Linked DNA regions of Homo sapiens: region 2 is linked to region 1. The links are chromatin contacts, found by POLR2A ChIA-PET in ENCODE. All regions are on one chromosome and are shown on one strand. The core of a region is the stretch at or near the end of the contact, and the rest is flanking DNA. Distances in the headings are between cores, read along the strand shown.

Region 1 (5,683 bases), core at 1,907-4,406:
TACAAGAAAAAAAGAGAGAGAGAGCGTAAAACTTGTTATACTCCTTAGCTGAATTTGGAAAAAAAGAAAGAGCAAAACTAATGAGCAACATTTAAGCCACATTACCTACCAGCCCCTCTCAATCAAGGCTCCCAGAGAAGATTATGCCCTAAGCCTAAGGCACCCACTGTGTGTAAGGAACTCATTTCTCTCTCTGCATCTACAGCCAACTAGGTAGGTACCCTCTCAGGGAAAACTGAGAACAGTCATTCAAATCATTTTCTGCAGAGTTTAACTCTGTCTCACAAAACCCATGTAGGGAAAGGCCAAGAGCTTAAAAGCATGTTTGATTCATCTTTCATAAAGGAATACTAAGTGCCACATATGAAGCTACTATGACATTTTCCCCTTCTACACTCAGGATGTCACTACGCTTCTACTTTACTAGAACTCACTGTACTCCCACAACTGGGCCAGCTTTAAAGCCTAAATAAATTGCTTCACAAAAAATTTTCACTGCCGATTTACTGGGTAGTTTTCCTGTACTACACTATAATTACAGTGCAGCTATCTAATCAGTTTATTTTGTGGCCTTGTGGGTCTCCTGTCCACTGAAGCAAATGCTTCTATTAAATAAAGATAGATTAAATACTGACGCGCTTTTTCCTGAACTGGGGATAATTTTACACACCCATGACAGATATACGTGGTTATTTTGTGTGCCGAATTAACATTAACACAACACAGAAAAATAATTTGGTAGCACAGTCAATGTCTACAGAAAACAGTCATTCAGTTTGCCACAAGACTGTAACTGAAAAAGCAGTTACTCTCTCTTCCAATGTAACTCAACACGATACCAGAAAGCTGTTCAGAGCACCCCAAAAAGTATCCTTTGCATTTCAGTCACACTAACATCAGAATAAAACTAAGGATATCTTTTTAATATGCCAAATGGCAGAAAACATATCAAGTCAGCATTATGCACGTATTATACACTGAAGGAGGTGAAATTAACCCACTGCAGCAGAGGAAAGGCAATAGAAACACCATCCTCTGAGGGTCTGTGTCACATTCTCTGAAAGAATAAAAAATGCCAAGTTTTGGCAAAAGGAGTAAGATTTCATGAGGGGCTGTTTTTTCTTTCTTCTTTTTCTATCTTTCTCTTTTAAAAAAATACATTAATGTCTTCTAATTTAAAGACGCCAAACTAGTTAAGTTTTATATATATATATATATATATATATATATATATATATATATATATATATATATGAATGACAGGGTCTCACTCTGTCGCCCAGGGTGAAGTGCAGTTGCATGACCATGGCCCACTGCAGCCTCAAACGCCTGAGCTCAAGTGATCCTCTCACCTCAGCCTCCCAAGTACGTGGGACTACAAGCGTGCACCACCATGGCCCGGCTAATTTTTTGTATTTTTTTGTATAGACGGAGGTCTCCCTGTGTTGCCCAGGCTGATCTCGAACTCCTTGGCTTCAAGCAATTCCACGACCTTGACATCCCAAGCAGCTGGGATTACAGGTTTGAGTCACCACCCTAGCCACTGGATTTTTAAACCTTCATCTTGAAAACATGGCTTCCAAACCTAACAGTTGCGTTATTAGAGAAAAATGGCTGAGAAATGAAAATCCAACCCACAAAATAATTTAAACCAACCAGAACAAAGAAAGATTCCCGCAGTTCATCCCAACAGGTGGTTTCCAAGCAAACGAGGGTTTTTTAAGTTCTATCAAAACCCCCATCTAGTAGAACTGAGTATATTTTTGTATCTATGTAAACAGTCGTTCTTATACAGGAATGTTCAATTAAAAAGTTAAGAACTTTTAAACTGCTTATAGTGTTGAAGCAACTTCCTAACCCTTTATAATCCATGCTCTTCCAAACATGACATAAAATATTTTAAGCAAATTAAATACTGCTTTTCAAAGTAACAATTTCAAGACACTTGAGGGGACAGAATCAATCTGAAAGACCACAGAATCCACAGAAAAATCAGATTTAACAATAAAACTATTTCTTAAATTGGGAATACTTCTTTATATAAAGTCCCACTAGGAAACACAAAACTTTGTACCCTTTTCACCAGTAGTTTAAAACTCATTTATTATACGATGAAATTAAAATTTGTAAAAATGAGCCGGGTGCGGTGACTCAGGCCTATAATCCCAACACTTTGGGAGGCGAGGTGGGGAAGGGTAGGAGGGGGAGGATCGCTTGAGGCCAGAAGTTCGAGATTAGCCTGGGCAACATAGTGAGACTCTCTTTTTTTTTTAATGTTTAAATGGCATTATATTGTGACAAATATTAAATAACCAAATATTGCACAGGAAGCATTATCATGACAAACGCGGTAAAACTTTTCCGTGCAATCAAAGAGCAACAAACAGTACACATTTTAAGCAATGTTTAGGTCATTACAAGCTACAAATATTAAGGCGAACGCTTCCGTTGACAGCGTGCTGCCCCCGCCCCCAAATTCCCACGCGCTGCCGCACGCCTTCAGCTCAGAAGCCCCCTTTCCTGGGCAGGCGAACGGGCTGCACACCCCTCACTCCGCTGCGAAGTCAAAGGGCTGCAGACAAAGACAACAGAAGCACGTGACAAAAGTTTATCCCCGTTCCCTCCGGGGGCCCGGGCAGCTGGGCCTAGGCCACGCGGGGCGGCGGCCCAGAGCACAGGCAGGGGCAGCCCGGCGGGCGGAGGCGGAAGCGGCGCGGGGCTGCTAGTTACCTTTTCCTGCTCCTCGCGCAGCCGCGCCACATCCGGGGCGCGCAACGGAACCAGGGCAGGGGCCGGGGCCGAAGGGGGCGAGGGGTCGGGGGGCGTCTCCACGGTGGGCGCCTCCATGACGGGCCCGCGGGCCTCAGCGCGGCGTGTGAGTCCTGAACCAGCGCCTGCGCAGGCGGCGCGGCCGGCAGTTGCCCAGCGCCCGCGCGCCCGCCCTCAGGCACCGCGCGCCCCGCGCCCAGGAGGCCGCGCCCGCCGCCGCCGCTGCTGTTCGCGTCCGCGCCGCCCGCTGCCGCATCTCACACGTGCATGTCCCCGCCGCCGCCGCCCCGCAGCGGGCTCCGAGTAGCAGGCCGCCTGCCAGGTACCGAGACGCCTCTCCGGTGCGGGCCCAGCCAGGCGTCGCGTGGCGGCCGCGCCTCCCCACACGCCCCGCCTCTCGCGGCACGCCGGAAGCAAGCGCGCAGGCCCCGCCCCCGACACGCCCAGCTCGCGCAGGCCCCGCCCCCAGGGGAGTGCGCTTGATGCGAACCGCGTGGCTGGGGCTGGCGGTGTCCGCGCTGGGCTGCGTTTGTATCCCTCTGGAAGCTTACATTTTATGCCGATATTTCTTTCTTTTTTTTTTTTTGAGATTACGTATATGAAAGCACTAAATATAGGCTTTGGAACCTTAAAAAAAAAAAGCTTACATTCTATAGAAGCTCCACGCCCAGGAAACGCTCGGCAACAAGAGCCGCGTGTCGCCTTGAGTGCCCCATCTCCCTCCCCGTCGTTTGGCGCTGCATCTGTATCTAGGAGCTTAATTCATGTACTAGAGCTGTTTCATAAGCACATTTAATTTTAGCAAATTCAACTCTTTCTGTGCCTTTTTAGTGAGTTGAAATATACAATTATATTTTGCATGTTCATTAATTACTGTACACATTGTATTTTCTCTTATATAAATTAAGCTACTGTACTAATTTTAATATGCTGCTATGAATGGACTAAGAAATTTTCCAAGGATAACTTTGCCCCCACTTTTCTTTTTTTTTTTTTTTTTTTTAAGAGACTGAGTCTTGGTCTGTCGCCCGGGCTGGAGTGCAGTAGTGCCATCATTTCTCACTGCAGCCTCAAACTCCTAGACTCAAGCGATCTTCCCACCTCAGCCTCAGGAGTAGCTGGGACCACTGGCCCGCACCAACACATCCTGTTAATTTTTCTATTTTTTGTAGAGGCGGGGTCTCCCTATGTTGCCCAGGCTGGTCTTGACATTAAGCGAGCCTCCTGTCTTAGCTAACCTCCTGTCTTGGATTCCCTGAAGTGCTAGGATTACAGGTGTGAGCTACCACACCTGGCCGTTCCAATTATTTTAGAACTCCTGTGCCCACTTCCTCCTACAGCCCTTTGTACAGCCTCCTATTAACCTAACTGCGTGAAAGTGGCCTTGCCTTATCTGCTGCAGTCGCTAGCAGTAAAGATGGGTCGTGTTCGTTCCACATCATACAGACAAGTCTAGGCAGAGAGATGCCTGCAGAGTCACAGCCTGGTGTGCCTGCTTGCTCTGCTTCTCTTCCCTCACTCCTGCCCAGCTCCCAAGTCCAGATCCACCCTTTTTTTCCTTTTTATGGCTTCAAAGGAAGAAAGCAAGGACAACTTGGGAAAAGATAAATGTTCATTCCTGTCTTTTCCTCACTGCATATCCAACCATCATCACCTCTGGAACAGCCAGGACCTGACCATTGTTACCATCTCTTCTACCACCACCATCCTCTCTCCATCCCCAGCCACCTCAGCAACCATTGATCTGGCCTTGCTGCCCCTACTCTTGTCCCTTGTAATGGAGATCGGCTGCTGCCCACCCCACTTCCCCTCGTTTAGGGGCTTAACCCGCGACCACATAGTCCTGTGCCTGTAGGAAGCTGACCCACCCCCTAGCTCCAGGCAAAGGGGGTGATGCATCTCCCTTCTAAATAGTTGGTTCAAGAATGGGTGTGCGATGTCGTCCAAACAGAGACTTCCTGGAGGCTTCTGGGAAGGTTCTTTTTTTTTTCCTCTGTTGCCCAGGCTGGAGTGCAATGGTGCCATCTTGGCTCACTGCACCCTCTGCCTCTTGGGTTCAAGCGATTCTCCTGCCTCAGCCTCCTGAGTAGCTGGGACTACAGGCGCGTGCCACCACACCTGGCTAATTTTTGTATTTTTAGTAGAAACAGGGTTTCACCATGTTGGCCAGGCTGGTCTCAAACTCCTGGCCTCAAGTGATCCACCCGCCTTGGCCTCCTAAAGTGCTGGGATTACAGGCAAGAGCCACCACGCCTCTCCTGAGAAGGTTCTTCCTCATTCTTCAAAAGTGCTCCCATAAGGAATCAGTCTATCCCCTTGGCCAGGAAGTGCAAAGCAGGTAGCCCCATGTGTATCAGACAGCCCCCCAGACCACCTAGACACTCCAGTACTCAGAATGAAGTGCGATCTGTGGTCAGCAGAGCTGAGAACAGAACCCAATCCTTGACAGCATCACAGAACTTGATCCAGGGCTGAATCAACCAGCTCTGGAGTCTGCATCACTTCTGAACTTCCCGTTTAAAAGGCCAGTAAATTTTCTAAATGACCAGGACAATTTTCTATCATGAGCAGCCAAAGACATCCAATTCGCACACCTCTAAACTATTATCCACTCAGCAGTCTGGGTGAGCTTTTCAAAGGGGATCAGGTCATGTCAGTCTCCCTTCTAGGGCCCTCCATGGCTTCCCACAGCAACCAGAATCAAATCCAGACATCCTACTAGAATTCAGCATTGTCGGACCCACCTTCCCCACCTCCAACCAAGCCCCCTACCACTCAAGCCAACCACAACAATTTCTCTCTTCTTCAGATACTCCAGACTAGTTCCTGCCTCAGGGCCTTTGCACCTGCTGATCTCTCTGCCTGCAATATTTCTCCCATATCTTTCCATGGTTGCCTCCTTGCCATTACTCAG
Region 2 (5,683 bases), core at 1,474-3,973, 650 kb before region 1:
TGCATTTTCTTTTTTTTTCCCCTCTCCCTCTCTCTCTGTATTTTTTTTTCTCCTTTCCCTTTCCAAGCTCTGCCCTTTTGCTGTCATTCAGTGGAATATATTTTGCTTTTTAGTCAAATTGGCTTTTATTTAATTGTTGCCCAAAATAGCTCTGCCACATTAGGTCTATAAGAAGAAAGAACAGTATGTCCCGCAGACGATCTTTGCTTTGGCCCTGGTGGGAATTAGCCCATGGTCACAGAAAGCAAAGAACAAACCCTTTTGGATGCTCTTGGAGCCTTAAAGTGAGGGGTCCATGGGGGCTTCTCTGGGTCCTATAGAAGTGGGGCTGCCCTGTCTTCACCCTGCTCCCCACTGCACCCCCTCTCCTTTCCCAGGAGTTGTCCCTCTTCCTCCCCTGGGACTCTCATGCTTGCTTTCCCCTTTCCCTGCCTCTTATGTCCTGACACTAGAAAGGCTTGTTTCAGAGACTTCAACTCTTGAGGCAGACAGGTCTCCACACTCCAGGAAGTCAGGGAAAGGCCCTGGGCCCACCCAACTAGAACTATGCAAGTCAATGGTCCCCTACAGAGTTGGGGTCTTGAAAGAGCCAGAGAGAAGATTCTATCCACAAAAACTGCTTGGAGAAAGCAGGTGGTGGTTTGGGTGGGAGAGCAGTTCGAGGTACAAATAACCACAGTTCAAGAACATTGAGTTCTGGCCAGGCATGGTGGCTCACCACTGTAATCCCAGTGCTTTGGGAGGCCAAGGTGGGAGGATTGCTTAAGGCCAGGAGTTTGAGACCAGCCTGGGCAACATAGAGAGACCCCATATCTACAAAAAAATTAAAAAATAGCCAGGCATGGGGTCATAAGCCTGTAATGCCAGCTACTCGGGAGGCTGAGGCCAGAAGACAGCTTGAACTGAGGAGATCAAGGCTGCAGTGAACTATGATGTCAACACTGTACTCCAGTCTGGGCAAGAGAGAGAGACTCTATCTCTTAAAAAATAATTAAAAAAAAGAACCGTGATTTTCACCACTGTTGCCAGCTCCCAAGTGATGGAGGGAGGGTAATAAGGCAATGGCCAACCCCTGAGCTCCACATGGGGAAACGAAGGTCTCCAATCACAGTGAAAGCAGAGGGCCAGGCCTGGAATTCAGACTAGCTGAACTACTCTGGCCTGGCTGGCCCAACTTCATTGTGCCTCTCCTGGCTCTGGCTTCCTTGGCCACACTTTGAGACCTACCTCTGTGCGGTGCCCACTGCAGCCACCTGCACCTTGGGTCCCTCCTGCCCAAGCAGGATGCAGAAGAGCCTCCTCCTGGAAGAACTCAGTGCTGCCAGGGCAGCACTGAGCACACAGGCATGGCTCCCCTGGGTTGGCCTTCGGGGCAGCTGGGGGACAGAGGTTTCCAGGAGAGGGGGTGCCTCGAATCCCACACCTTACATCCACACCCGGTCCTCCTGCACTGCTCCTCTGTGCCAGCGTGGCTCAGACGTTGGCCTCGGCTGTCACTAAATGGAATGCAGGATCCAAGCAGCGGCTTCTCGCAGGGGAAACAGGAGAAGAGTGGGGAGGGAGGAGGCAGCACAGGCCGGCTAGCTGCAGCCAGGGAGGGGAGCAGGACCCCTCACCCAGGGGGTGCCCTGGTGTGCCCCCTGCCTCTCTCCAGCAGGCTCCACGGGGGTGTCCTGCAGACGAGCGCCTAATGATCTGGTCAAGGCAGCTATTTAATCCATCATAGTCAATGTCATGTGGTGAGTCAAGCAATTTGTTACCAGTTATGCAAAAAAGGCAGCAGCTAGTGCTGGAGGGAGGTAGGGAGAAAGGCGGCAGGCAGGTCACCACTTTCACACGGGGAGCAGGGGGAGACTGAGGAGGGAAAGAAGAGGGGAGGACCTGTGGCCTGACTCCCAGGGTCCCCAGCCTAGAAAGCAGCCCTGGAAACCAGCCTGGGACAGGCCCTGTGGCCTGGCCCCTGCCTTTCTGCACATGCCCTCAGAAAGTACACAGAGGTGCACAAGGAGAACCTGGCTGCTGGCCGTGTATGGACAGATGCTGGGTCAAATAGGCATTTCCTGTTCCTGGGCATGGTGACAGCTATACGTAAGATGAGGTCCAGGGCAAGTGACTCTGCGCACTCCAGGATTGAACGCCTATTGATTGTGCTTCTGGGGAATGCAGAGAAAGGTCCCTGGATCACTCATTGAACTTTGGTGTTTGATATTATATATGCAGTGCAGCTCTTGGTAGCCCCATGGAAGACATTCCACGTGGCATAGAGAGGATGAGACTAAGAAAAGGGGACATGGGACAGACTCTGAGGCTGGCTTGTCTCCAAGGACAATCAATGAGATCTTTAAGTCTAGACTCTTTTTTCCTCTTCTTCTCAGTGTCTACAAGGCTCTACTTTGAAAAGTCCACTCCATCTAGCAATCTAGCCATCTCATCCTCTCCAAAGTGCCTGAAGACCAGCCAGGCTGGCAGACCCCAGCTCTCAAGGCCAAGGAGATAGCCTTGATACCTTGGAGGTCTCTGTCAGTTGGGTGAATGACCAGCCCTTGTCCTGATAGCTTTTCTCTGTTCTTAGAGTCCTAAATTTCCAAGGGGGTGGGTGAGGGGCAGGGAGGAGAGGGAGAAACAAAGACAGCAAAACTCTGTTGCCCGCGGACTCTTGCCAGGTGGGGTCAGAGCCAAGGCTGCCTCGCCAAAGACTAGAAGAGTTTTGCTTTGCCAAAGAGTCACAGCCGGGTGTGCTGGGCCTGCCTACCTTTTTAGGAAATGCTCCATTTCAGAAAGTAGAAGTCATTCATAAGAGCCAGGCCTGAGGGCTGCTGGCTGGGTGTGGCCTGTCTGCTGCTGAATTCACAAGAGCTAGCCAGAAGGTTTGGAGAACCTGCCCCAAATCTCTTCCTCTCTGAAAAATCGGGCAATTTATCCCCAGCACAGTGGATGGCCTCTTAGTGAAGACCCTGAAGTCAGCCTCATGAGGTTCCTCCCTCACTGCTCAGAGACCCACTGCCCACAAAGGGTTTTGGTCACAGCGCAAGGAAGCTGGGGTTGGCCTGAAATTGCATCTGATACTGACAAGCAGAAAACCAGGAGGAGCTGCGAGATGGAAGAGAGCAGCGAGAAAGAGGCCGGAGCGAGGTAGGCCTCCAGTTGTGGGTATTTCTGACCAGTTTGATGGTTTTCACACAGCCTCTCCTCTCTGATCTGCCACACTTTCATTATAAATACCTGACAGCGTTTGCACGAAAGGATCTTTTTACAACAGGTCTAATGAAGGGTTCGGCTCCAGGTATATGGGAGAAGATGCTGGACTTGATGATGGCTTCTAAATGGTATGAATGTGAAAAACCTCAGAAAATAATAAACACATTTCAAGCGTTATACCTGTTTATTTCACACTTTCTTTAATATACCAATTATTCATGTAACACCTAAGTGAGAAATGCGCTATATCTAGCAATCACTTACAAGAATTTGCTAAACAGTAGCACAGCGGATATGTCCATCACCCGATCATTTATCTTCCTTCTATAACCGTGAACTTGCTGGCAAATGGGGGGTAAAGTTGATTTAATCTTTGGGCTTAGAAAAAAAAAAAAACCCAGAAGATATTTGTGATTATGAGACATTTGCTTTTCATTTCCACAGCCAGTTAGGATTCACAAACATGAAAATCCATTATGGAATGGTGTATAAACTGTGACCACGTCTTGTTCAGTCAATTAGTGAGCTGAGCCCGGGTGTGCTGCTTATCTGATAATCTGCATCTTTAGCTTGACAAAAATAAAGAAAATATTCAGAGATGGGGTTTAGAGCAAAGGAGGCCTTGGTTCATCCAGCCACACTTTGTATCCAGACACCCACATGCCTGACCCATTTTCTTTCCACATCCTAAAAATGGGTCTAACAAAAGAAGGTGATCAAATAAGTTGCCGGAAGGGGAAAAATGGAAAAAAAATCCCACTGCATTCCTGGGGTGTTGGGTACCCCTTAATTTAAACAGTCTCTCCATATCCTACTACTTGAAACCCTTTGTGCTGCCTCGATACCTTTATACAACACCAATGGATAATTTATCCCAAAATGGATGCTATTTTTGCTTTGCAAGAATTTGATGCATAGTGACTTGTGCATGGAAATTACTCTGCACATCTGTATTCTGATTATGATATTTAGTGCAAGGGTCATGAATAATAATATTGCTAAATATGCTTGTTGCCATCTATAAATAAAGGTTATCACACTAGAGAAGGTTTTGTTTTGGAGTGGCAGAACAAGGCAGGTTAGTTGCAAGACAATAGACCTTTAATTTTAATATGAAAATAAATACTTAAATTTATAAATATTCAAAAGATTTCCAAAGTGCAGGAGAAACATATCCATACCTAGTCAGTATGTGAGTACTAAGCTTTCCAAACTGCACTGAGAAAGTTTTCCAAGGCCACCTTCGTAGAGTTGAAAAGGAATTCTGAAGGGTGGTGCCCCTCTCCAAGGGATGTGTTTCTCTTGTCCTTCAATAAAATTATAGTTGGCAATTGAAAGTCCAACACAAACTATTTTCTTTCCTCAAACTGCTCCAGCAACCCATCAAAGCTGGCTGTGACTCAGAGAGAAAGGACACTGTGAAACAGTGGAATGGGGTGGCCAAGGAACAGTGATAGGATTTGGCTGTGTCCCCACCCAAATCTCACCTTGAATTGTAATAATCCCCTCATGTCAAGAGCAGGGCCAGGTGGAGATAATTGAATCGTGGGGGCAATTTCCCCCATACTGTTCTCATGGTAGTGAATAAATCTCACAAGATCTGATGATTTTATGAACAGGAGTTCCCCTGCACAAGCTCTCTCACCTGCCGCCATGGAAGACATGCCTTTGCTTCTCCTTTGCCTTCTGCCATGATTGTGAGGCCTCCCCAGCCATGTAGAACTGTGAGTCCATTAAACCTCTTGCCTTTATAAATTACCCAGTCTTGGGTATGTCTTTATTAGCAGCATGAGAACAGACTAATACAAACAGCCTGGGAGAGAAGGCAGTGGCAGTCCTGCACAAGTGTGAACAGTAAGGACACCCTCGGATCCCTGCCCTGACATCTCAAACATAACCATTGCTATATAAGAAAAATGGCCACTTTTCCTCTGCTAGTATCTACTTCTGGTCTGAATTCTCTTCCACCAAATGAGTGGGTGGCATTTGTCTTCATCATCCCTTTGAATTATCAGTTGTCTGTTGACATTGATCCAACAGTCTGGGAAGCAGGCCAGCTGTGCTGGGCTCTCCCAACCATACACATCTGGGCCATGCACAGGCCAGTGTGATTCAGGCCACACCAGAAGTCCTTGGTCTTCTCCTTTCTGCAGGTGCCCTTTGCCCCTTGCCAGTTTCTTGCCACCTGGGAAGGTTAGCAACCATCCTTCCCAAGGACTGGCCTTCCCTTCAACAGCTGGACATCTAAGAGGCTTTGTTTTATAAATGGGAACCACAGAAAACAAACACCAGAACTGGAAGCATCCTCTGAAGCAATCAAGTCCAAGCCTCTCACTCTGCAGCTGGAGGAACTGGCCCCAGAGACTGAAAGGGGCTCTGTGAGGTCACAGTACAGTGAGACCTGGACTCCAGTCTTCTGCCCCACATCTCCACTCCTCCTGGAACTGAAACAATGGGTGCTTACTTCCAGCTCTGCAAGTGGGCT

Evidence for each region. ChIA-PET counts read pairs that join two places held with the same protein, here RNA polymerase II (POLR2A).
Region 2: POLR2A ChIA-PET joins it to region 1 with 19 read pairs in OCI-LY7. The contact joins the enhancer-like site here to the promoter of URI1 in region 1. POLR2A ChIA-PET finds 5 or more read pairs at or near these places in 4 of 52 experiments (H1, HEK293, OCI-LY7 and 1 more).

What each region holds. Positions count from the first base shown.
Region 1 is chr19:29,939,712-29,945,394 of GRCh38, reverse strand. It overlaps URI1 (URI1 prefoldin like chaperone), which reads right to left and starts at 3,156. Exons shown (of 11, transcript NM_003796.3): 1 at 2,731-3,156. The coding sequence starts at 2,847. RefSeq lists a silencer at 2,631-3,300 and an enhancer at 3,321-3,410.
Region 2 is chr19:30,590,603-30,596,285 of GRCh38, reverse strand. It overlaps a transcript of ZNF536 not described here. Among named protein-coding and RNA genes, the nearest start is that of ZNF536-AS1, 77 kb to the left of the region's middle. Within about 2 kb of position 2,723, at least 2 of the 41 ENCODE cell types and tissues checked have a DNase peak (open chromatin) inside an H3K27ac peak, as active enhancers do.